2 separate regions of the Homo sapiens genome follow, and region 1 is linked to region 2. A link is an interaction called in ENCODE POLR2A ChIA-PET data of the cell type or tissue named here. Cell type or tissue: OCI-LY7. All regions are shown on one strand.

Region 1 (5,000 bases), 63 kb before region 2:
AATACATAACATACAAAATGTGTGTTAATCAATCATTCATGTTATTGGTAAGGCTTCCAGTCAACAGTAGACTATTAGTATTAATAGTTAAGTTTGTCAGGGGGGAAATATATGTGGCTTTTTGACTGTTCAAAGGGTTGGTACCCCAACCCCTGTGTTGTTCAAGGGTCAAATGTAATTCCTGCCACATCGAATAGTTGAGAATTAAATGATAACCTGGGCACAGTGGCTCATGCCTATAATCCCAGCTACTCGAGAGGCTGAGGTGAGAGGATCATTTGAGCCCAGGAGTGATCTATCCTGGACAACACAGGGACACCCTATTGCTAAAAAATTGAAATAAATAATAGGAAGCATGCAATGAGATTAGCATAATGCGTGGCATTTGCTCAATAACTGTTATTATTGCATGCTAACTGGTATATTTATTTATAGATTTCAGTCATTTAAGACAAAAATGTTAAAGTTAAGTAAGTAAATGTAAATGCAAAATGCCTGAAAGGTTATGAAGGAAGGATGGCTTGATTGTGGCCTTTAAGAATGTTGTACTTACCCATAAATACAAGAGATGTCAATAACCACATCTATCATATCACAGCAGAGCTCATAGGTTTGCATATCCACCGGAGTACTATCAGTTGCAATATAAATTTTACTGACCACATCAAATAGAAATGCCTTTTCAATTCCAGAATTCTGAAATTTAAAAAAAAAAGTTGCCTTAAAGCAACAGTCAACTTCAGACCATGTCATGACTACACAAAATTGAATGCCATTCTTAATGTAAAATACAAAATGAGCAAAACTCGCTACTAAAAATTTAAATTGTATCATTTTATTACAATTTAAACTTCACTGTCATAAACTTCTCTATACTGGACTTGCATAAGAAATAAAAAGTAGAGGCCGGGCATGGTGGCTCACGCCTGTAATCCCAGCACTTTGGGAGGCCAAGGCGGGCAGATCACCTGAGGCCAGGAGTTCGAAACCAGCCTGACCAACCGGGAGAAACCTGTCTCTACTAAAAATACAAAATTAGCCAGGCGTGGTGGTGCATGCCTGTAATCCCAGCTACTCGGGAGGCTGAGGAAGGAGAACTGCTTGAACCCAGGAGGCGGAGGTAGCGGTGAGCCGAGATGGCGCCATTGCACTCCAGCCTGGGCAACAAGAGCAAAACTCCGTCTCAAAAAAAAAAAAAGAATTCGAATGACCACAAATTATTTATTTTAGGTAACCAAATTGAGCAATATTTCCTAACTCGTAGAGATACATACCTGCAATTAGGAAAAGGCCAAGTAAAAATACTTTTACTGACTGTAAATTTTAAAATAAGCTTAGAAACACTAAACAAACACACTCAAAATTGTGTAGTGACAGAGTAAACGTGAGTATAACCAATAGGTCTGCCTCAATTCAACTCAGCAGCGCCTACCTGGAGCTGGTGATGTGTAGGGTTCATTCAGCACATCACTCATAGCATGTTAAACTTATAAAAAGCTATTCAACAGTTTGCGTCTTATCAATAAAGCCAAGTTTTATGTTCCCTACCTCTGGTGGGGCTCTATTAATATTGAATGATTGCCTACAGGCTTGAATAAACCCTCCAATTATACCAGTGAAGTGCAGGAATGCATCTGAGTAGTTATATTTTATTTTTAGAGACAAGTTCTCGCTCTGATGCCCAGGCTGGAGTGCAGTGGCACAATCATGGCTCACTTTAGCCTCAAACTCCTGGGCTCAAGTAAGTACTCCTTCCACCACAGCCTCCCAAGTAGCTGGGACTACAGGCATGTGCTACCACACCTGGCTAGTTTTTACATTTTTTTTGTATAGACAGGATCTCACTATGTTACCTAAACTGGTCCCAACCTCCTGGCCTCAAGCCATCGTAACGCCTCAACCTCCCAAAGTGGGGCGTGAGCCATCAAGCTGGGCTGGGAGTTAAATTTTAAAGGATCTAAAAGAACACGTAGGAGTAATCTTTAAAAGTAATACTTAAATGACCTTGAAATGCTATAGAAGCAATCGGAAATAAGATCTTTTTCACTCTTGCAATGTTATTTTCAAATTCTACAAGTGACTCAAACAGGAATATTATTTACTTACTGAGATAAAGATGTTCAGCAAATTCTCCAGAGTTGGGAGTTGTGGAATCAGTTTCTGAACAACTTTGCTAAAAGCTTCAAATATTGAATGATCATATATGCTTGTCAGATAAAAGCTGAAAGAGGAAACGGTATTTCATCATGTTTTCCCTTTGAATGAGGAACAGGCTGCTTAGGCTATGTCAAAACACCGGTAATCTGCCTTCTGTATGTATAGTCCTAACACATACAGTCCAGCCCCCTTCAGAATTTACAGTGACCTCGGTAAAAAACAAGCCATTCCTCCCCACCTCCCAAAAAGCCCGAGCTGTGCCTATTCTCATCTGCTGTGCCTATTCTCATCTGCCAACTGGCAAGCTTACAACCGCAGCAATCTGTGTCCATCCCAGCTTCCTGACATTCTGCAAGACAATCCATGCCAGATCATCTTTACACAAGCCTCTTAGGTTGTCCAATTAGTAACTTATATTCTTGATATTGAAGCAACTATTTTTTTTCCATTTCCCAATTTACAAAATGATGCATGTACTACCTCACAAAAAATGATGGAAACATTGTTTTCCTTTGTGAGGATTCCTATTTGGATTGTTTTCAGACTACTCCTTTACTTATAATTACAGATAATATCTTTATCAAGAACTGTAAACTTTAGCATCAACTAACTACTAAAATTATATTCATAGGTTTTCTATAATGTGTTTCTCATGTGAGGGGAGAACCTTAGCTTTGACCATTTGTTAAAAAACAAAAAAACATCGCTTTCACTAAAGATTAGCATTAGCACATGCAAAGCTCATTTTCCCCTAATCCTATCCATCTACAGCATGAAACAGGGTAAAAAGAAGGTAAATTACTGCCCATGCCAAGCCAATCATGGTGACTCCGAACCCCAAACTTGCTTTCTTCCATCCTTTATTGGGATCCTTAAGGGGTTTCTGTTCTCACCTGAGGTGAATTTTTTCTAATCCAGCATCTGCAAGGTCATCGTTTGCCCTCTGGTGAATATCTCTTTGGGTTTCAATTTTGTGGTCATCTGACAGACCATCCACTTTATGAATAAACACCTCGAAGTTGATGTCAGTATTCACTTTGTAGGCCCTGGTCACCGTGAGGTGGAGCCTGGCCAGGGCTTCCATGTAATCATCCTAGGACCAAAGGCAACGCCTGTGAGAGAAGGCCGCTTTGCTTCCTGAGCCTCCCACACACACTCTTCACCTGGAAACCATGTGGCTGCAACCCCCCGAAATACGTTGCAAAGGTTCCCCTCAACAAGCTGGCTTCTTATAATTCCAGTGTGAAAATTTAAGTTCTGTTAACAAAGAGAGGAAGAAGAAAGGCTAAAAAAATGCAGCTGATTTAGGCAGTTATGACTGAGGTTGATGACAGTCATAAAGATCAGAGTTGGCTGGGCGTGGTGGCTCAAGCCTGTAATCCCAGAACTTTGGGAGGCCCAGGCAGGTGGATCATGAGGTCAGGAGATTGAGACCATCCTGGCTAACACGGTGAAACCCCTTCTCTACTAAAAATACAAAAAATTAGCCAGGCGTGGTGGCATGCGCCTGTAGTCCCAGCTACTCGGGAGGCTGAGGCAGGAGAATTGCTTGAACCCAGGAGGCAGAGATTGCAGTGAGCTGAGATCACACCACTGTACTCCAGCCTGGATGACAGAGTAAGACTCGGTCACAAAAAGAAAAAAAAAAAAAAAGATCAGAGTTGCGGTTTCAGGAAGAGAAACGGACCCTACTCCACATAAGACCTTCCCCAGAATACTGTTCCTCCTAACTTTTCCAGTCTCTTGTGAACTGTGATGAACAATTAGAGATGGAGGCATGATACAGGCCACTGGGCGGGTGGGGAAGGAGCTGAGGAGCAATTTTAAGAACCACTGGTTCAGTGCAGAAGTCAGCAGACCACCGTCTGCAGGCCCTGTGCCTGTTTCTTAAAAGTAAGTTGTATTGGAACATGCTCATTTGCTTTCATATTGTCTAAGGCTGCTTTTGTGCTACAATGGCAGAGTTGAGTAAGTTTCCTCTAGAGAAACTCCTCAGAGACAGTACAGTCTACAAAGCTTAAGATGTTTGCCATCTGCCCCTTTACAGAAAAAGTCCCCTGGTCTAGAGGAATTGCCCCAAACAATACTAACTTTTTTCTTCTTCCCATGCCTATATAATGAACACCTGTGTATTTATCTCTATTTAGGAAATAAAACACCTACACAAAAGCCCTCTGTGTTTCTCCTCATCCTCCCAACCCATGCTATCCCTCTACCCCCTCATCCTCTAGAGACAACCACTATCCCAAGTTTAGTATTTATTCTCACTCATGTATACATTAATACAGACATATATATCCCCAAACATCACATATAATTCATTTACATTGTTTAAAAATGGAAAGAAATATTAAGTTGTGTGTATATTATAGTTTGCCTTTTTCATTCAACACTATGTCAGTGAGATTCACCTATGCTGAATGTTATCTGTAGTACATAACTACAGTGCATTAGTTCCTTTTAATGGCTCTATAAAACTTCCTTTTATGGATGATCTATAATTTATATTTGCCTGCTGATGGACATTATTCCCATGTATATGTGATTACAATGATATATGTACAGTCTCATGTACATGTGGCTTACTCTGAAGGGTGACTTGTCAGGTCATAGGTAGGAGTGCCTTGACTGTACCTGGAAGTCTGTAAACAGCATCTGATGCTTCAGACCCTCACCAACAATTGGTGGTGTCAGATCTCTTATTGCCAATTTGAAGGGTGTGAACAGGTCTTGTTTTTATGGCAAAAAAAAAAAAAGGAAAGAGACCTGTAGGACAGAATCTAAATGCCTTCCCCCTCTGCCCCGCCACTTGTGCCTCCAAACCTGGAAAAAACAGAAAGCCA
Region 2 (5,000 bases):
CTTGAACTCCTGACCTCAAGTGATCTGCCCACCTTGGCCTCCCAAAGTGCTGGGATTACAGGCCTAAGCCACCATGCCTGGCCTTAAATCCTAATTTTAAAATAAAGTTTCCTGTTTCATGGTGCTCATATTGGTGTAGTGAAGGAAAAAATAATTTTTCCTCTACTCTTGTGAGTTCTCAGCTGGGAGCCCTGTAACAAAACATAGGTTAACAAGAGAAAAACAAATGGAAGTTTATTAACATGCATATTTCATATATACATGGGAGAAAATTCAGGGAAAGAGTAATTCTCAAAAAGATTTCTTAGAACTCTGGCTTATATAGCATCTTCAACAAAGAACAGTACACTTTTAGAGAAGTGACAAGACAAAGGAAAAAGACCTTCAGTCTTTAGCGATGGCGAATTGTAGGAAGGCAAATACATGGGGAACTAATGGCAGATAAAGGCTAGTTAGTGCAGTTTGTTATGTAGATGCCTCTGGTGCCTTCTCTAGGCTGTTAAGGACCTAAAGCTGTCTTCTGTGACTAACCTTTATCCTTCCTGGTGGAGAGAGGAGAAGGGACACCTTTGTTAATTTATGTCCTGCTTTTAGCAAATAGGGGAAGGCAAGGAGCTTTTCTTGTATCCACTTCTCAGTTGCCTTCGGCTCAAAATAATCCTTATGCCAAAGTGGCATATTTTGGGGTAGCATATCCTGATACTTTTCATTGGAATTAAAGATGCACTAGCTGGGTGTGGCAGTGAGCACCTGTAGTCCCAGCTACTTGGGAGAGGCTAAGGTGGGAGGATCGATCGCTTGAGCCCAGGAGTTTGAGGTTGCAGTGCAATATGATCATGCCTATGAATAGCCACTGCACTCCAGCCTAGGCAACATAGCAAGATCCCATCTCGAAAAAAAAAAAAAAGTTGTACTAGACTAAAGGTTGGCAAATTATAGCCATGGCCCAAATCCAGCTTGATGCCTGTTTCATTCCTTTGCATGGTGTCTATAGCTGCTTTCAACTGCTATGGCAGAGTTGAGTAGTTTCCACAGAGATTACCTGGCCCACAAAACCTGATATATTTTACTATCTGTTTTTTTACAGAAAAACATGTTGATGATGCCTTCACTAGATACAAAATTAGTATAACTCAGTTTGATAATAACTCTGTTCCTAGTTAGAACCTACTTAATCTCTGTGGCCCACTGTTACTTCACTATAGTGGGGATAAATGACCTTGAACAAGTTACCGAATGTATCTTCTTTTTTTTTGAGACAGAGTCTCGCTCTGTCTCCCAGGCTGGAGTGCAGTGGTGTGATCTCAGTTGGCTGCAACCTCTGCCTCCCGGGTTCAGGTGATTCTCCTGCCTCAGCCTCCTGAGTAGCTGGGATTACAGGCACCCGCCACCATGCCTGGCTAACTTTTTTATATTTTTAGTACAGACAGGGTTTGGCCATGTTGGCCAGGCTCATCTGGAGCTCCTGACCTCAAGTGATCTGCCTGCCTCGGCCTCCCAAAGTGCTGGGATTACAGGCATGAGCCACTGCACCTGGCCGAATTTATCTTCCAGTTAGCTGTCTATCTTCCAGTTAGCTTCCTTAGACCAATACTTCTCAAACTTATGCATATGTCAACAAAAAAAGCCAAACTCCTGTAAAGCATTTAAAGAGGTTTATTCTGAGCCAACTGTGAGTGACCATAGCCTTGGTTTTCTTTTCTTTCCTTTTTTTTTTTTTTTTTTTTTTTTTTTGAGAGACAGAGTTTTGCTCTTATTGCCCAGGCTGGAGTGCAATGGCATGATCTTGGCTCACTGCAACCTCCGCCTCCTGGGTTTTAGCAGTTCTCCTGCCTCAGCCTACCAAGTAGCTGGGATTATAGGCATGCGCCACCACACCCAGCTAACTTTGTATTTTTAGTAGAGATGGGGTTTCACCATGTTGGTCAGGCTGGTCTTGAACTCCTGGCCTCAGGTGATCTGCCTGCCTTGGCTTCTCAAAGTGTTGGGATTACAGGCGTGAGCCACTGTGCCCAGCCAGCCATGGTTTTCAAGAGGTCCTCGGAACATGTGTCTAGGTGGTTGGGTTACAGCTTGGTTTTATTTTTATTTTTTTATTTTTTTGAGACAGGGTCTCACTCTGTCGCCCAGGCTGGAGCAGTGGCATGATCTCAGCTCATGCAGCCTCTGCCTCCCAGGTTCAAGCACTTCTCGTGCCTCAGTCTCCTAAGTAGCTGGGATTACACGCATGCGCTCCCACACCCAGTTAATTTTTGTATTTTTAGTAGAGACGGGGTTTCGCCATGTTCCCTAGGCTGGTCTCGAACTCCTGGGCTCAAGCAATCCACCTGCCTTGGCTCCCCAGAGTGCTGGGATTACAGGCCTGAGCCACTGCGCCTGGCCCATCAGCTTGGTTTTATACATTTGAGGGAGGCATAGACACCAATCAGGCTGGGTGAGGTGGCTCACGCCTATAGTCCCAGCACTTTGGGAGGCTAAGGTGGTCAGATTGCTTGAGCCTGGGAGTTCAAGACCAGCCTGTGCAACATAGTGAAAGCCCATCTATTAAAAAAAAAAAAAATTAGCCAGGCATGGTGGTGCATGTTTGTAGTCCCAGCTATTCAGGAGTCTGAGGTAAGAGGATCGCTTGAGCCTGGGAGGTCGAGACTCCAGTGAGCCAAGACTGGCACCACTGCACTCCAACAGAGTGTCAGACCCTGGGCAACAGAGCAAAACCCTGTCTCAAAAAAAAAAAAAAAAAAAAAGACAGCAATCATTATCTGTGAGGTGTGTATTGGTTTGGTTCAAAGATTTTCTCATTGGCAATTGGTTGCAAAAGTTATTATCTAAAGATCTGGAATCAGTAGACAGAAGTCTCTGGGTTACGATAAGGGGTTGTGGAGACCAAGGTTCTTATTATGTAGGTGAAGTCTCATAGGTGGCCACCATTAGAGACCACAGATGGCAGATGTTTTCTGTTTAAACCTTTAAAAGATGCTGGACTCTCAGTTGATCTCATTAGCACATGGAGGGACTAGAGGGGGTAAGATCTAGTTATGTTAATAGAGACTCTTTGCAGAAGCAATTTTCCCCCCACAAAAGATGGCTTTGTAGGGCCATTTCAAAATATGGCAAAGAAACATATTTTGGGATAAAATACTTTGATTTTCTTCTTTATCTGTCATGTGATACTAGAGTCAGATTGGAAATTGGTACCTTATTGCTACAAAGAATCTGTTTTGTCAGTTTGAAGATCTCTGTTTTAATCTTACTGCTGGTCAGTTGTGCCTGAACTCCAAAAGGGAAGGTATAATGAAGCACATCTGCTTCCCCCACCCCTGCCTATTTTTCAGGTTTCTTTGGAATTCTTTGACCCGGGTGGGGGTGAAGAGGATCCATTCAGTTGGTTGGGGGAGCTTAGAATTTTATTTTTGGCTTAAATGTAAGAATAATCTGGGGAATATATTAAAATTTGGGAATTCTCAGCCTTACTCCATAGATTCTAATTCACTAGGTCTGGGGAGGCACACATTTAACAATCACCCCAGATTCTGATGAGGTGACCTGTGGTCCACAAATTATTTTATTTTTTGAGACAGGGTCTCACTCTGTGACCCAGGCTGGAATGCAGAGGTGTGATCATGGTTCTGCAGCCTCAACCTCTCAGGTTCAAGCAATCCTCCCACTTCAGCCTCCCATCTCAGCCACCTGAGTAGCTGGGACTACAGGCGCATGCCACTACACCTGGCTAATTTTTGTATTTTTTGTAGAGATTTTGCCATGTTGCTGAGGCTGGCACCCTTTAAATAATTTGAGCCCTTATGGCAATTTGTCTTTTGGTTCCTAAAAATTGTTTCGTAGCTCTAGATAAAGTTCTTGTCTCAACCAGCATTGAAGCCTTGCCTACCTGATAGGAGAGCTTGGAACCAAGAGGGGAATGCCCAATGGCATTAATCATTAGCTTCTGAGCAGAGCAGTAAGCTTGTCGTATAAATCAAATCACTCACTGTGTGAGCTTATCTACAGAGACCTCTGCAGCTTCGCTTCCGAATAGAAATGATAGAAAAAGTTGGCACTGGGGCTTTAGTGAATGTGAATGGTTTATATCGGAGCTCAGTTTGCCTGTTGATGCTAAGAGAAAACAAATTAAAGTTAAAATGAGCACTGTGGCCCTGCATTAGCCATCTTTTTTAAAAATCAAGGTAAAAGTTAATAAAAGAAAGAGCTTTGATGAGAGGAAGGACCTAAGTCCAGGCACTTTAAGAACAAATACTTGTTTGTTTATAATTTTCTGAATCTCCAGAAGGTACTATCCTGAGTTACAGAATATCTATTGAACGGCTTGCTTACTGAAGCCTTTGTTTTCCTCCATTTGCTGTTCAAAAACTTAGGAGAGAGTGGCAGATCAGTAATGAATAACAGCAAAATCCCCTGGCACCTGTTGGATTTTTATACAAAACAGAAAAAGTTAAAACTTGAAGGAACAATGAAAGAACCTCACATCTCCAGTACTCAATATGATTGAAGTTAGGTTGCTACTGTTTAGAAGCACTGTTTTAAAACTGAGGTTTTGATGCCTTAAAACATTTTTCATCTTTGTTACCTTGCTGAAATAAAATCTAAAAGTTGCATTGGGTATAAGCCAGGATATATTGTACTTTGAAATATAAGTAAACATTTTATCATCCAATGACAGACTTATAACTAATTAGATATTTTCCTGTTGGGATATATCTAGGGAAATTGATTTCAAAAACTGTTTATTAATAGGGACTTTAGAAATTCTATTTAAGGGCTGGGCGCGGTGGCTCACGCCTGTAATCCCAGCACTTTGGGAGGTTGAGGTGGGCGGATCACCTGAGATCAGGAGTTTGAGACCAGCCTGGCCAACACAGTGAAAACCCATCTCTACTAAAAATAAAAAAATTAGGCAGGCATGGTGGCGCACACCTGTAGTCCCAGCTACTTGGGAGGCTGAGGCAGGAGAGTTGCTTGAACCTGGGAGGCGGAGGTTACAGTGA

The links. ChIA-PET counts read pairs that join two places held together with the same protein. Peaks named below come from ENCODE experiments on the same cell type or tissue, not always from the same donor. Only the 100,000 strongest peaks of a DNase experiment are listed, where the experiment ranks them.
Region 1: POLR2A ChIA-PET joins it to region 2 with 6 read pairs; 5 of 35 experiments call an interaction of 5 or more read pairs at or near these places.

Annotation. Positions count from the first base shown.
Region 1 is chr6:89,377,118-89,382,117 of GRCh38, forward strand. It overlaps RRAGD (Ras related GTP binding D), which reads right to left. Exons shown (of 7, transcript NM_021244.5): 3 at 3,051-3,250; 4 at 2,107-2,221; 5 at 554-696. Among named protein-coding and RNA genes, the nearest start is that of UBE2J1, 27 kb to the left of the region's middle. In OCI-LY7, no CTCF peak of the experiment used is centred here; a DNase peak (open chromatin) is centred at 2,284.
Region 2 is chr6:89,439,914-89,444,913 of GRCh38, forward strand. The region is part of intron 1 of ANKRD6 (ankyrin repeat domain 6); the gene reads left to right. It overlaps LOC124901360 (a long non-coding RNA gene), which reads right to left and starts at 1,620. Exons shown (of 2, transcript XR_007059675.1): 1 at 1-1,620. In OCI-LY7, no CTCF peak of the experiment used is centred here; no DNase peak of the experiment used is centred here.